Regions from separate parts of the Mus musculus genome. Here all the other regions are linked to region 1. A link is a contact called in ENCODE Hi-C or POLR2A ChIA-PET data. All regions are on one chromosome and are shown on one strand. Each heading gives the region's core, a stretch centred on a gene start or an enhancer-like site at or near the end of the contact. The rest is flanking DNA. Distances are from core to core; before and after follow the strand shown.

Evidence for each region. A loop is a pair of places that touch in the nucleus more often than their neighbours do. ChIA-PET counts read pairs that join two places held with the same protein, here RNA polymerase II (POLR2A).
Region 2: a map of left cerebral cortex shows a loop between it and region 1 (8-fold over the local background). The contact joins the enhancer-like site here to the promoter of Klf6 in region 1. A Hi-C loop is called at or near these places in 18 of 37 maps with a recorded cell type or tissue (CH12.LX, Patski, T-helper 17 cell and 4 more). POLR2A ChIA-PET finds 5 or more read pairs at or near these places in 1 of 5 experiments (Patski).
Region 3: a map of gastrocnemius shows a loop between it and region 1 (2.1-fold over the local background). The contact joins the enhancer-like site here to the promoter of Klf6 in region 1. A Hi-C loop is called at or near these places in 3 of 37 maps with a recorded cell type or tissue (gastrocnemius and heart).
Region 4: a map of gastrocnemius shows a loop between it and region 1 (2.8-fold over the local background). The contact joins the enhancer-like site here to the promoter of Klf6 in region 1. A Hi-C loop is called at or near these places in 6 of 37 maps with a recorded cell type or tissue (gastrocnemius and heart).
Region 5: a loop to region 1 is called in a map of heart, with 14 times the contacts of the local background. The contact joins the enhancer-like site here to the promoter of Klf6 in region 1. A Hi-C loop is called at or near these places in 3 of 37 maps with a recorded cell type or tissue (all heart). POLR2A ChIA-PET finds 5 or more read pairs at or near these places in 1 of 5 experiments (Patski).

The regions. Positions count from the first base shown.
Region 1 is chr13:5,860,173-5,862,872 of GRCm38, reverse strand. It overlaps Klf6 (Kruppel-like factor 6), which reads right to left and starts at 1,384. Exons shown (of 4, transcript NM_011803.2): 1 at 1,031-1,384. The coding sequence starts at 1,234.
Region 2 is chr13:6,468,367-6,471,066 of GRCm38, reverse strand. No RefSeq gene overlaps it. Among named protein-coding and RNA genes, the nearest start is that of Pitrm1, 78 kb to the left of the region's middle. Within about 2 kb of position 1,404, at least 2 of the 3 ENCODE cell types and tissues checked have a DNase peak (open chromatin) inside an H3K27ac peak, as active enhancers do; they include gastrocnemius and left cerebral cortex, where a contact is called at or near this core.
Region 3 is chr13:5,312,164-5,314,863 of GRCm38, reverse strand. No RefSeq gene overlaps it. Among named protein-coding and RNA genes, the nearest start is that of Gm40659, 55 kb to the right of the region's middle. Within about 2 kb of position 1,360, at least 1 of the 3 ENCODE cell types and tissues checked has a DNase peak (open chromatin) inside an H3K27ac peak, as active enhancers do; it is gastrocnemius, where a contact is called at or near this core.
Region 4 is chr13:4,941,338-4,944,037 of GRCm38, reverse strand. No RefSeq gene overlaps it. Among named protein-coding and RNA genes, the nearest start is that of Gm40658, 220 kb to the right of the region's middle. Within about 2 kb of position 1,378, at least 1 of the 3 ENCODE cell types and tissues checked has a DNase peak (open chromatin) inside an H3K27ac peak, as active enhancers do; it is gastrocnemius, where a contact is called at or near this core.
Region 5 is chr13:5,346,806-5,349,519 of GRCm38, reverse strand. No RefSeq gene overlaps it. Among named protein-coding and RNA genes, the nearest start is that of Gm40659, 89 kb to the right of the region's middle. Within about 2 kb of position 1,464, at least 2 of the 3 ENCODE cell types and tissues checked have a DNase peak (open chromatin) inside an H3K27ac peak, as active enhancers do; they include heart, where a contact is called at or near this core.

The DNA.
Region 1 (2,700 bases), core at 135-2,634:
AGGTTTCAGCCAACACTTCGCTTTTCCTGGGTTTTAAAGCCTGGGAGGTTGTGAAACCGACGGAATTTATTTGATCTGCTAATTCACTTGGAGGAAAAAAAATACCCAGAAGGGTAGAGAGACGGCCACAGAATCATCGTTTTTAAAGACAATGGTGAAAGTGTTTGAGAATATTTTTGCCACTCACAGAATCCTATGACTTAGAAGGGGTAGGGGGTGTTTCTTTTATTCCGGTTGCCCCAAATTCTAGTTCCACTAAAATGCCGGAATTAGAGATTTTTCTTGCCCAAAGTAAGACCCGAAGCAACTAGGAATGGACTCATTGTCATATGACTGACAAGTCACTTGTGTGCAAACAGCACCCCCACACACACACACCCGCCGCGCAGTCAACAAGAAAAGCAGGTAAGAAAAACAAGGCAGGCATACGTGAATGATAAGAAATTATCCAGACGGAAAAGAAACTGCAAATGGCCTTGAATTCAAAAAGAACTACTGCGTTCCGCAAGCAAAATGTTAAGACTTTTAAATTTGGGACATACAAATATCAAAACAAAACCAAAATCCTTAAATCAAATCTTTTGGTAGTCAAGGCAAGCTCGTTCGTATGACAGGGTCCAGCTGTGGAGTTTGGAGCTGGTACAAACCCCAAACTTGTGCCAAGGGCTCAGGTCTGGATCGGTCAGAATAATTTGGGGTCCCCCCCCCCAGGTGTATGCTGCTCGTAAGCTCGGAATTAGCAAAACACGAAAAAAAAATGAAGAAATAAAAACGTAGTGGGAAGGAGAGCTCGCCTTCACACAAATGACAACTCTACTCCTCGCTCCCGAAGGCTCGCTCTACAGTGCCTTCATCATTCCAGGCAGCAGAAGGACATCTTAAGATCATTACTTTATATTTTTAATTAGGCAAATGCTAATCATCATTAAAAAGATGCACTTCCAAGCACACACCATCTTGCCTGCTCCTCCGCGCGACTCCCTCCTCGGCGTACCGGGCAGGTGAAAAAAAAAAAAAAATCCGTATTTACCTGTTGCCAATATTCCTCCAGGGACGGCAGAGCCGAGAAGTAGCCCGTTTCGTGCACAATCTGTAGTTCCTGGAAGATGCTACACATTGGGAGCACATCCATGTCGGGTTGGAAAAGACAGTCCTCGCTGTCGGGAAAACAGGGAGGTGAACGATCAGGAGTCCGAGCAGAAACTGTTCCCGGGAGCGCAGGTGAAAGTTTCATGCAAACTGGATGGCGCTGCAATCGGACGCCGGGTCCGGACCCTCCCGCAGCCCGCAGCGCGCCGAGCCCACGCAATATTTGCAAACAGCGGACTGACTGCAAGCGTAACCCCTGCAAAACTTCCCTATTCAAAGCTCCGCTGCCAGCCTCCCCCCTCCTCCCCCGCTTGGCTCCCCCCTTCTCCCCCCACGTGACCAGCTTGGAGCTCCGCCCCCCACGGTACCCAATCCTGCCGCTCCTGTACCCGGGGCTGCGCGACGATGATGTCAGCTCGCACCAATCGCCGGTGCGGACACACAGCGGCCCCGCCTGGCGTGACCGAGCCTCTTCATTAAAGGCCTCCTTATTGGTGCAATTCGAACTCGGCCTGCGCTGATTGGAAAGACGTCTCACAGGCTATTTTTAGCAGGGTATATAAGGCGAGGGCTACGGCGCACCGAAGGAGTCGGCGCTGGGAGGTGTACAGCCCAACGTTGCAGAAGTGCGGCCGGAGCGGCCGGAGCTGGGGGAGCCTAGCCGGGCAACCGGGCACCTGTCCCCGCCGCCCGGCTGCCCGGTTGCACCTTCTGATCCGGTCACACGGACCGGCACCCCCCAAAAAGACCAAAGATAGCAGACATATTCCCGATCCCCCTCATTTCCTCCCGCTGGGTTCCCGTGTTCCCGGATCCTTCCCTGACCCTCCATTCTCCTTGGTCCCTTGATTTCTCTCTTTGTTCGGAGTCCCCTCCATACTCAGAGATGCAGAGGTGCCCCGGGGTGGGCGCAAACGTGCCCGCAGGTTTCCCTGTGGCGATGGGACAATAAGACCGAACAGCAGGGGGACTTGGTACTCCAGAGTCACTGTGTGGTAGTTTCTGTCTAGGACGGAGGATGACAGGAGCCTGAGACCAAAATACCCCCACTTCTTACGCAGGCAGAGAGGGGGAAACGGTAGAGCATCTCAAAAGCCCCCTACCTGACCAGTGTGTCAAAAACACTCAGTTCTCAGGAATGAATTTTACCCACTCAAAAGTTGAAAATGCAGCTTTTAAGATCGCATCCGTGACCTGGCGCCATGGCCACACTGTACTTGGAGACCTGGACATTCACAGCTTAAAACTCCCCTTTTTCTTGTTGCACAGTTTTAATTCAAAGAAGATGCAGATTTTGCTGCTAATGGGGTTTAAATCTGTTTATCTCGTAGAAGGCAGTCTCGGAGATGTCTCACCAAGGTTAACAGGCTTTCCCATGGATGTGTAAACAATTCAAATTAGGTTGAAGATGACAATTTTTTTCATACAAATTATCTACCAAAGCACACCATGATATCTAAAAAAAAAAAAAAAAAAAACGAGCGACTAAAATTTTTGAATAAAAATCCAATTATAACAACTTCGAATATAATTTTTAATGAATAGTATCCTTTTAAAAGTTGTCAAGTACGTAAAATAAGCTGAGGGGAGTTTTTCTGTTTAATTTACGAA
Region 2 (2,700 bases), core at 155-2,654, 610 kb before region 1:
ATTAGGATTTGCAAGGAGCCTCTTCTTTGAACCAATCCAAATAAAATGAAAAAGAGCTTGAGGCACGAGGCTGATGCTGTGTGACCTGAGAAAGTTGAGGCTGCTTCTTTGCATATGCAATGAGCAGCCAGGGTGTGAAAATAGACAGGATCGGGCCTCTCTTGGCTGCGGATTCCTAGCTGTGCCTCTAACACGTTCCTTTCATGCCTGCACCTCTTATACCATTATGCGGTTTGAGCCACATGCAGGAATAATGATTCAGCTTAGACTAGACACAAGGGCCAACCAGATTTGAGCTGATTTCTAAACCAAATCCCAGGTTTGGAAAATTACTAGTGTATGTCGCAGTTGCAATATATTAAGAACTTCTCTAAATGAACCACCATGAGTGGATGTGGTCTGACTCCCACCCTTGGGGTATCCACAGTAACCCTGCACAGTATGCGGAGAATTTCCCCTGTACTTTTCTTCTGCAGTGTGGCATTTGCTACAGGACCCTGCATTACCAGGAACCACAGCTCAGCATTCTTAAGAGAAATATTATTTGGTGTTTAGTGGAGCCCTAAATTAGTGATGCACCGTAGTGATTTTCATTTGGAATACCCTCGTTACCATGGCAATCATATCATGCCATGTTTCGTTGTCTTGGGTGTTTCTAGAAGCAATCCAGTCTCCGTAAACTCCTCATCATGTCGGAGACCCTGAATACTCCACGTTTATGCATGCTGACTGAAATCAGGCATATTAGAACCCCAGGGCCGAGAACACATCCAACTCTGTCATTATGTCAATTTCCTGCATATTGAGTAAGCATTAGCAGTCACATAAAGTAGACAATTAGTGAACTACAAATAGGAAATGCACAGGTCTTGGACAAATCTGTCTTTTGATATTCTAGGTATTTATGAGAGCTTAACAGCCTGCATAGTAAGCTGCCGACCTCAAGACTCTCTCTGCCTATGAGGCGCGTTGGCACACCTGTGAACACACGTGTCTGTATGGTGTGTCCATGCGTGTGGTGATAATGCTGTGTGTATGTGTGGGCAGGTATGTATCTGGGTGTATGTGTGAACCTGCATAGTGTGTGTGTATTAGACATTGTGGTGACATAAAGAGAGATGAAGATAAATAACATGGAGAGAGGAGGGAGGGAGAAAGGTTCAGGAGATGGAGGAGGAGAGAGAGTGCATGGTGGGAGTGTACCACAGAGCCTCTGAGAGGAACAACCCAGGCATAGGCATGTGTGAGCATGAGCGATGTCCTTCACTTCCCTTGTCACAGTCCAACACATGCTCTGAATCTCATTTTTGAACCAAAGCTTCAGGCACTTCCTGGCTGACTGCCCATCAGTTTCAGCCTCCACTGAGCAGAAAGAACTCCTGGGAGGGGCTCTGCATTCTGAATGGACTGGACGAGGCTGGTTTTGAAAATAAGTCTCAAGTTATAGTCTTGCTGGGGAAACTCATCGCAGGTGACCTTTGTCTCTTGGGCTCTCTCCCCAGGGGTTTTTCCAAGAAGGGAAGGAAGCTTTCTTCTGAGTCTTCCAGCAGGTGGCAGTGCGGCCGATAATTATCTCCTCGGAGGCTGCAGTAAACACTGTCTTCTTTAGATGCTGAAGGAAGTGAGCTGTCTCCCTCTTCATTAAGGGTCAACGTCAGTGAATGATAAAGAGCAGGATGAGCTTTGGAATAGCAAACACTCAGCGCATAGCATCCTCTAGCAGTTTTGAAATGCATATATGTAATTATTATATGGGGTATAGTCATGTTCAAAGCACGAGTTGGCAGACTCAGTGACTTCCTATACCACAGACCCCAGTGCCATTACACAAATCAACACAAGTGCAGTTGGGCTTCTTCCAGGTTTCAAGAAGTTGACACAAAATCTCAGTTGCTTACCGGTGACTGTGATTCATAGCAAGAACTGACGTTCCTTCACTTAGTAATGTAGGAGGGGAATGTGTGAAGGTGAAAGTTGAGGACCATGACAGAGTCTAATAAAAATCTATGCATACTACTTGGAATATAAATAGAAAATATACACCCCACAAATATACCTATGGTCTATACAATCTCAAATATCTCAGTGCCTTGACTTCTAATGAAAGACCCACAACGTGAGGACTCCCCCACGTTCTGACTCAGGAGAGGTGACACCCCAAATCTCTCACGAGAAATGGTCTTGATGAAAACTGCAAGAGGTTTATTCGGGAAAGAACAGTGCACTGGGGACGACTCATATCCCACGCAGGGGTAGAGGAGTCGACCACGAGCTCAAGGGGTAAGGGGTTTATAAAGGCAGAAACCGCAAACACCTGGCATTGGGCTATAGCATTTGGCAAGCTAGCAAGTTTGCATAATGGATTTAAGGAATGGTTAGAGTATTCTGTACAAACATTTCCTGCAACAATGGGGCAAGTTCTACTCCCTGCCATTAATGACACAGGTCTAGGGGCTTAAATAATTTTCGCTCTCTCTCAGGATCTTTCACTAACCCTTTGCCCTCAATGTCCATCTCACTCTTCTTCAGGATGCTAGCAGGATGGAGCTATATCACTTTGTGAGTTCAGTGTGGTACTGCTTGTCCTGCAAGCTTTCACCTTTCTTCAAGGAAGACTCTTTCAGAGTATAGTGAACTCTGATATGTACAAATGTACAGTAGTCTTTCTCTTAGGGTAAAGATGTTCCTGGCCAGCCATAC
Region 3 (2,700 bases), core at 111-2,610, 550 kb after region 1:
ACAGAGTGATTCTTGTCAGGGTGTATTAGACAACATAGTGAATTTCAAAGTTAAATATTAATTTTAGTTTCTGGTTTTGCTGCTCAGGATTTCCATTCAGCATTTGTAGAATTTCAGAGTGTGCTTTATGCCAGCAGATAAAAAGGGTAGCTAGGGTTCCTTAGAGGGTTAACAGTTCCTGACCATGGCAGCACAAATGTCATGCCTAAGAACCATAATTTGATCATTTATATTTCATGTAATGTTAGAAATTTGTATTTTTGTGTGAAAAAAATAATAGAGGCATGGAAAACAGACTAGATGTGTAGCTCAGTCGGTAGCATGAGCACCTAGCAAGCACACAATTCTGGGTTCAGTTCCCAACACCACATACAACTGTGCATGGTGGTAAAGCCTTCCATCGCAGCACTTTGAGGATGGAGGCAGGAGATCAAAAGCTTGAGATCATCCTCAGCTATACAGCAAGCTCAGGGCCAGGCTTAGCTCCTGTCTCAGGACTTAAAAGAAATGTAGGAGGATAATATGAAGGCAGACAAAAGATTAAAAGTTCTGAAATAACACATTCTTCCCTCTTACAGATAACAAATGCCTCACATTTGTCTTGTCACTCTTTTTATATTTTGGGGTAACTTCATTTGTACCTATTCAAAAATCTTCAAGGGTATTTTTTCTATTGTCTCATTTAAGGAATGTGACTCATGCAGCATATTCTGCTTTGTAAGTACTTGGTCGTCAATATTGTACACAACACTTTCTATTTCCAGGACAGACATTGCTTTACTGTGACAACAGAATTATTTACCTGGGTTCAAAAACCAGTGTTGGTGGTACAGGGTCTCTTTGATATCATTTTATGAGCCTGCATAATGGATTCTTTAGTGGCTGGGCAATCATACTTCCAGTTTAAAGCCAGTGGGTCCAGCCGCTGCTGTCCACACAAATGCCTCATGCCTCTGAAAGCAGTAGCTATCCCAGTTTCAGTCTGCAAAGAAGATTACCAGCCAGTTCTGGAAGGTTATGCAGCAACCACAGAGGCAGAGGGATCCCATTGAACTTGTACAGCAATTGATACCGCAGCTGCAAAGTAAACCCAGCAGAAGCGATGAGCCCACTGGCAGTTGCATACATGTAAACTCTCAAAAATAGCATTGTTGGAAATTAATGGCCTTTATGCATTGCCCCACTTTTTTTTCTACAAAAATCAGAGCATTGGGGAAGAAGAAGATGATATTTTAATGTGTTGATATAACATATAGCAAAGAATTAAGTGTCCTTAAAGGGAAACACAGGCCTGTATACCAGAGTGATAACCAAAGAGAAGCAGTGGACTGAGGACCCCTGCAGCGTCTGTCCTGCCTCACTCAGCAAGGATAGTTCTGGTACAGATGGCGGCAGCTTGTATGCTCTACAGCTCTCATGGAGACTGTCTCCCTGTGACAATACTGTTTACCCACCTTCTAAATCCCTGCCTCACTTCTGCTGCTTTAAACCCATTCCCTTTCTCCTGTTTTCTGGGTTATGTCTTTCTCTTCAGTTGCTAAACCCCCAACTCTCTTGAGAAAACAAAACAAAAATCTCGCTCTCATGTTACACATCAAAAAAAAAAAGTCTGTTTCTTCGCTCGTTGTCTCTTTTATCTTTCCTTGTTTTCTGTTCTCATTTCTAGAAGTTGCCATTTGAGCATATTTTACAGGTGTTAGATATTCCTTTAAACAAGATTTCATCTGTGTCTTTTAAGTCATTTCCCTCTAATGTGGCTTCTTTTCTTCTTCCCCTTCTGCTTCGTTTACTTGTTCTCTTTTGACGTTAAGTTTGAGGCTTCCCTCAAATATCTGCAAATGAGATTATTTGGAAAGACTCCGTGTTTGTCTTGAACTTTATTGGATACTAGCAAATTGTTCTCCCGGGAAACTTCATGTCAGGAGCAGAAAATGAGCATTCTTGTGACCGTAATCTCACCCACTAGGTTTTCTCTTCTGCTTCTTTTTTTCCTCTTTCCATTTAATAGGCAGTAAACAAGAAACAAAACATTATCACTTTTCATTGATCTTAACTTCCTTAGGTCTCAGGTGACAAACCGTGAACATTTAATGTCCTTTATAATAACCCTCTTAAATTATTCTGACTTTACGTGGTTCTTGGCTGATGTATGCTGGTGTGAAATATCTCTTTCTTACATTTTAGGCCTTTATCACACATGTTTGACATTGAAAGGATAACTAACATCCATACTCTATTTTCTTGTTTTATTCTTAGAAATGTATATAATAACCTAGAACCTATGTGTACAGTTTTATGTCAATATAGAGCCACTTGCTTTTCTTGTAAATTCCTCATTCATAGAAAATTTGAAATAAAATTCATGAGTGTATGACTCAGAAAGACATTTTATTCTTCTCTGAAATACTAGGTAGATCTTACCTGATATTATAAATGGAATATCATTAGTCTAAAATAGTCTCATATCAACCTACTATTTCATGTGGTTTTCTGTCCTTCTAAAATGTAAATTCTTTATTTAGACATATTAGGATGAAAAATATAAATTTATCCATTGGAATTTATAAGGGAAAATGTCGCAAATGCATAATTTACAGCATTCTCATGTGAATGCCTATAACTAATTAATAAAATGAGTAACATAAATTCTCAAAGGAAAAAAAAATCCTTTATTGGCTATATTGAAAGATGATGATGGAA
Region 4 (2,700 bases), core at 129-2,628, 920 kb after region 1:
AATGATTTTAACTGTCATCATCTGATTGGATAGATAATTTAGGGAAAGCCATTCATTTGGTGTGCCTTTGTATAGTTTTTAAAGCAAAAATAGTTGGAGTCACATCTTTAAAGAATATCGAGAATTTATATCTAAGTGGCAGATGAGTGGAAACCATCTGGACTGCTGTATAAGCACTATAAGATGAAAAGGAAATATTAATATTGGTTTCTTCAAAGGTAAGTGATTTGATCTATGATGTAAAAGGCTTTTTAAGAAGTGGAAAAGATATTCACTCTTTGTTCTTTTGAAACAGAGCAAAGATAGCATTCCTTTTAAGCCTCAATTATTTATGTTCCTGAAATATATGGGAAGAATTATTGGGCAAAGGCTTCACGTTTCTAAAGCAGCTGATTTTGTAGCTGTCAATTGAGTTATGAATGACACCACTTAATATAGAACATGAATAGCAGAAATGGGAAGGAATAAATTTGTTACATTTGTACATGTTAGATAGTTTCCATTGTTAATCTGACCTAAAGTATCATATCCAAACTGTCAAAGCAACAACATTTATATTGAAGAGAGTAATATTAAATATTTTTATTTAGTGTTTAAAAATTATCAACATGTATAGAAAGAATTTTTTTTCATGCCTGTTCCCTAGGGTCTAGCTCCTCCTAGAACCCCCCAAATCTATCTCCCATATAGCTTCACATTTTGTCTAATTTTTAAACAATAACCTGATAAGTCTAATAAATGCTGCCCATATATTCATAGGGGTGGGACTACCTACTGGAGCACAGGAAACCTTTCAGAGGCCAAAGAAAAGTGTTCCTTCCTACCTCAACAGCCACAAACTGCAAAAATATCTGCAGTTCATTTAAGGCACACAATTATCTATTTTCGTTGGCTGTTGCAAAGTGAATAACATGTTCTTAATCGCGTTCTCACGCCCGGCCAGGAAAGACGCAACAAACCAAAATCTTCTGCGGCAAAACTTTATTGCTTACATCTTTGGGAGCCAGGAGGGCAAGCGCCCAGCGCCCAGCCCCAAAAACGAAAGCCCCCTTCTTACATCTTTAGGAGCCAGAGCTCCGGCGCGCGCGCTCTATTGTTTACATCTTTAGGCAGCGAGCGAGCGCAGGGCGCGCAGAGCCAGAGAGATGCCAGCGAGAGAGAATGGCGGAAAACCCCGTCCCCTTTTTTAGGAGCGTTATATTTCGCCTAGGACGCATCACTCCCTGATTGGCTGCAGCCCATGGCCGAGCTGACGTTCACGGGAAAGGTAGAGTACAAGTAGTCATAAAATACCCTTGGCACATGCGCAGATTATTTGTTTACCACTTAGAACACAGGATGTCAGCGCCATCTTGTGACGGCGAATGTGGGGGCGGCTCCCAACAACATGTGCATATTTAAATACTGGAAAGATAGTAAACTCTTCATGAGCAGAACCAAGCCACAGGCAACTTTGCTGAAGGTCTGTGGTGATCTTAACATGGAAATTAGCTTTGCAGTCTGGAAATGGGGGTGAAAATCTAATGGAATCCTCTATGAGCTGTTTCCCTCCAAATTTGCTTTCTTTGTGTCAATTACTCAAAATTGCTTCATGTGTTCAATAATGTCTTCAATTTTACTCTTTTACACCTCAGTGGTGGATGCTCCTAATGTTCATAAATATAAAGGTAAGCAGTAGCAACATGAATAAAAACATTTGACCCATTAGAAAATATTTCAAGATGTGAAGATGGCCAATGTGAGATCTGGTTCATCAGAATATGAATGTGGTAGCATGAGAATCCAGGAAGGCATGAAACCATATGACCACCATCAACCTGAATGATAGCAAGCCCAAGTGAGGCCAAAGATGGTACATGGCTCTCTAATACCCACTTCAGATATGACTGCCTAATTTTGATCTTTGTCTTTATGAAATGCTCTGAAACACAAGTTTGAATATCTTAGTACTATTTCATGAAATAACACCATGGGCTTAGTCTATTTTTCTTAACATTATTTTATTTTTTTGTCTTTTTATTAGACTTGTGCCAAATTATACTTTAGTGTTCCATAGTATCTTCATAAATCCAATCCTTAGGATTGTTCTAGGATGATTTTCTCTTTTACCAATATTTTTAGAAAATAGGTGATGAGTGTATCATTTTGGTCTCTTCTCATGAAATAAAATAATATTCAAATTTTAATAGTCTTTTGAAGTACGGGTCTATTTGATGGGAAAATGACTTAAAAGTATTATTTTCTATGTATTGATCATGGTTCGATTATTTTAAAAGTTAAAGATATAAGTGTTAGTATAAATGTATGCTTCCATTTCTCTGGGTTCAGTGCCTAGGAATAAAGCAGCAAGGCCATGTGACGGGTTCATAGTTAATGTCTAAGAAACCCTAGAATGGCTCACACAATGCACCTGACTTACCAAAAGAAGAGGAGTCCCTGTGCTCCTCATCCCCTGTGGTACTCTTGTAATCGGCAAAAAGCTTCATCTCATTCTCACTTCATTTCTTTTTCTATAATTCTTATATTAAGGAATCCTTAAGAATCCCATAAGTATTCCTTATATATTTGCTAGTCTTCCCATTTTGTTTTTTATTAACATGTTATCAATTTGGTCATGTTTCTGCTGTTTAAAATTATGTCACTTATTCCTAATAAGCTGTAAGCATTGTTTATATGTTCTAGTCATGAATTTATAGTTGG
Region 5 (2,714 bases), core at 215-2,714, 510 kb after region 1:
GCCTGGCAAATAAAGAAGTGAACGCTCACAGTCAGCTATTGGACGGCGCACAGGGTCCCCAATGAAGGAGCTAGAGAAAGTACCCAAGGAGCTGAAGGGATTTGCAACCCCATAGGTGGAACAACAATATGAACTAACCACTAACCCCAGAGCTCCCTGGGACTAAACCACCAAAGAAATCACATGGTGGGACTCGTGTCTCTAGCTGCATATGTAGCAGAGGATGGCCTAGTTGGTCATCAAAGGGAGGAAAGGCCCTTGGTCCTGTGAAGGTTCTATGCCCCAGTATAGGGGAATACCTGGGCCAGGAAGTGGGAGTGGATGGGTTGGGGAGCAGGGGGAGGGGGAGGGTATGGGGATTTTTTTTGAGGGGATAACTAGAAAGGGGGATAAAATTTGAAATGTAAACAAAGAAAATATCTAATAAAAAATAAAGCTATACACTATAAAAATTTAAATTGATATATGATGTCACAGCTAGCTTATACATGTTAATATGCATCCAACTGAGAGAATGAACTACTAAAATGTCTCAGGTAAACAGAATTGACACAGTTCAGAAAAGCGTTTTGCTGGATTTGTTAAGTCCCCTTTGACTAGACATGTAATTTGTGGGAGGATGACTATTTGAAATGTATGTTCATATCTACAACTATTTTTCTGTATTAATGGAAAGATATATTTTTATTTAAACTGTGAATTAAAAAATGATAAAACACAAATATAAATGTATGTATATTTATTTATTTATAATGGTAAAATTTAGGAGTATTTAAGCAGAACTAAGCTACTGAAGACACATTTTAAAAGATCAAAGCTCTGCAAATAAACACACATGATAGCCCACACATGTGTCTTCTTTCAAAGTGAGTCTGGAAGCCAAAAACACTTTTGTAACTGTAAGATCAAATATATTTCTTGCACCAAAACTCATTCTGAAAATTGTATGTTGGTTATAAAAACAACCTGTTATAGAGAAGCAAACTCAGGAGGAGCAACTGCCTTGATATTTTAAAGGTGAACTTATGACAGCCAAAACCTGGAGCAGGAAGATTAAAATGCCTTTAATTTGATCATTCTTTGCCTGCAAAATGCCACAGACATTATTGGTTTTGAAAGCTCCGGAAATATGTCCTGATGCTTTCAAGCGTCTCATCCTTCTCAGTATACTGAGTATTTCTCGTCCCTTCTTTCCGATGCCCAGCTCCACCAATGTCAATAAAGCACACTGTCTGCTTTAGTCTGGGAACCATTCACTCTCTGCACTGTCTTCTGCACTCTGGCCGAGATAATGCATCTGGGTCTCCTTAGTGATATTCTGAACACATTTTTGCTCTCTTCCACCCAGAGCACATACTTCTGGTGGAATTCCTGTTGTGTGGGAGGCCAGCTAAACTGCATTCACACACTGGCACTCCCAGATGTGTCCTTGCTGGATTTATTCCAGTCCCTCTGTCTCAGCAGCCAGACATGTGTTGCTTAAGTCTGATCTTCAGTATCTGAGCCTGACAACCACAGGAGCCTTTGTGCTGTTTATTTATTTGATGGCTGTCTGTCTCTCTCTCCCTTTCTCTCCCTCTCTCTGTCTCTCTCTCTCTACCTGAGTGCGTGTTTCCTTCTTTTATATGTTCTTGATTCCTTCTTTTCTATTAAAATTTTAAAAATGTTTGTTTCCAGGACAAAAAAAGTAAGACTTTTAATGGCAGCCAGGAGATGAGATGAGATGGTGTTTGGGTGTTTGTTTTAGTTACAGGAAGGTCACTACAATTACAACTGCAGGCAGACACCTGCACCATCTGTTTTTGTCAATAAGCCTTTCAAAAGAACACAACACACAGTCATTTCCCATCAGGATGTGTTCTTTCAGACCTGTGAAGAACATTGGCTCACCTGGAACATGACTATTTCTTGAAAGATTTTTTTTTGCTATATTATATGATGGTAAGAATTGGTTGTTAAATGTGAGAGTGGGTGGGTAGGGGAGCAGGACAGGGGGAGGGTATAGGGAACTTTTGGGATAGCATTTGAATTGTAAATAAAGAAAATAGCTAATAAAAAAGGGGGAAATGAGATATATAAAAAAAGAGTTGGTTGTTTGTGAGGAAAAAAGAAATCTTGTCTCAAGTTAAAAGCTTGAATCCCTACTCTGTCTCTCTGTCTGTTCCCGAGTCTGTGTCTGAGTGTGTGTCTGTGCCTGTGCCTGTGTCTGTGTCTGTGTCTGTGTCTGTGTCTCTGTGTCTGTGTCTGTGTCTGTGTCTGTGTCTGTGTCTGTGTCTGTGCCTGTGCCTGTGCCTGTGCCTGTGCCTGTGCCTGTGCCTGTGCCTGTGCCTGCCTGTGCCTGTGCCTGTGCCTGTGCCTGTGCCTGCCTGTGCCTGTGCCTGTGCCTGTGCCTGTCTCTGTCTCTGTCTCTGTCTGTCTCTGTCTCTCTGCCTCTCTCTGTCTCTCTGCCTCTCTGTCTCTCTGTCTCTCTGTCTCTGTCTGTCTCTCTCTCTCTGTCTCTCTCTCTCTGTCTCTGTCTCTGTATATTAGTGATGACTGGGGAAATGGGACAGGAGTTTTGGAGAGCAATCACAGCCATCTAGCCATCACTGTTCAGGCTGATGATTTGAATACCTGAGAGAGACACGAAATGATTAACACATAATACTATAGACGGTAATGGGTATACCACTTCCTGGAAAAGACATCATTCATAGGAAGTGACCACAAGTCTT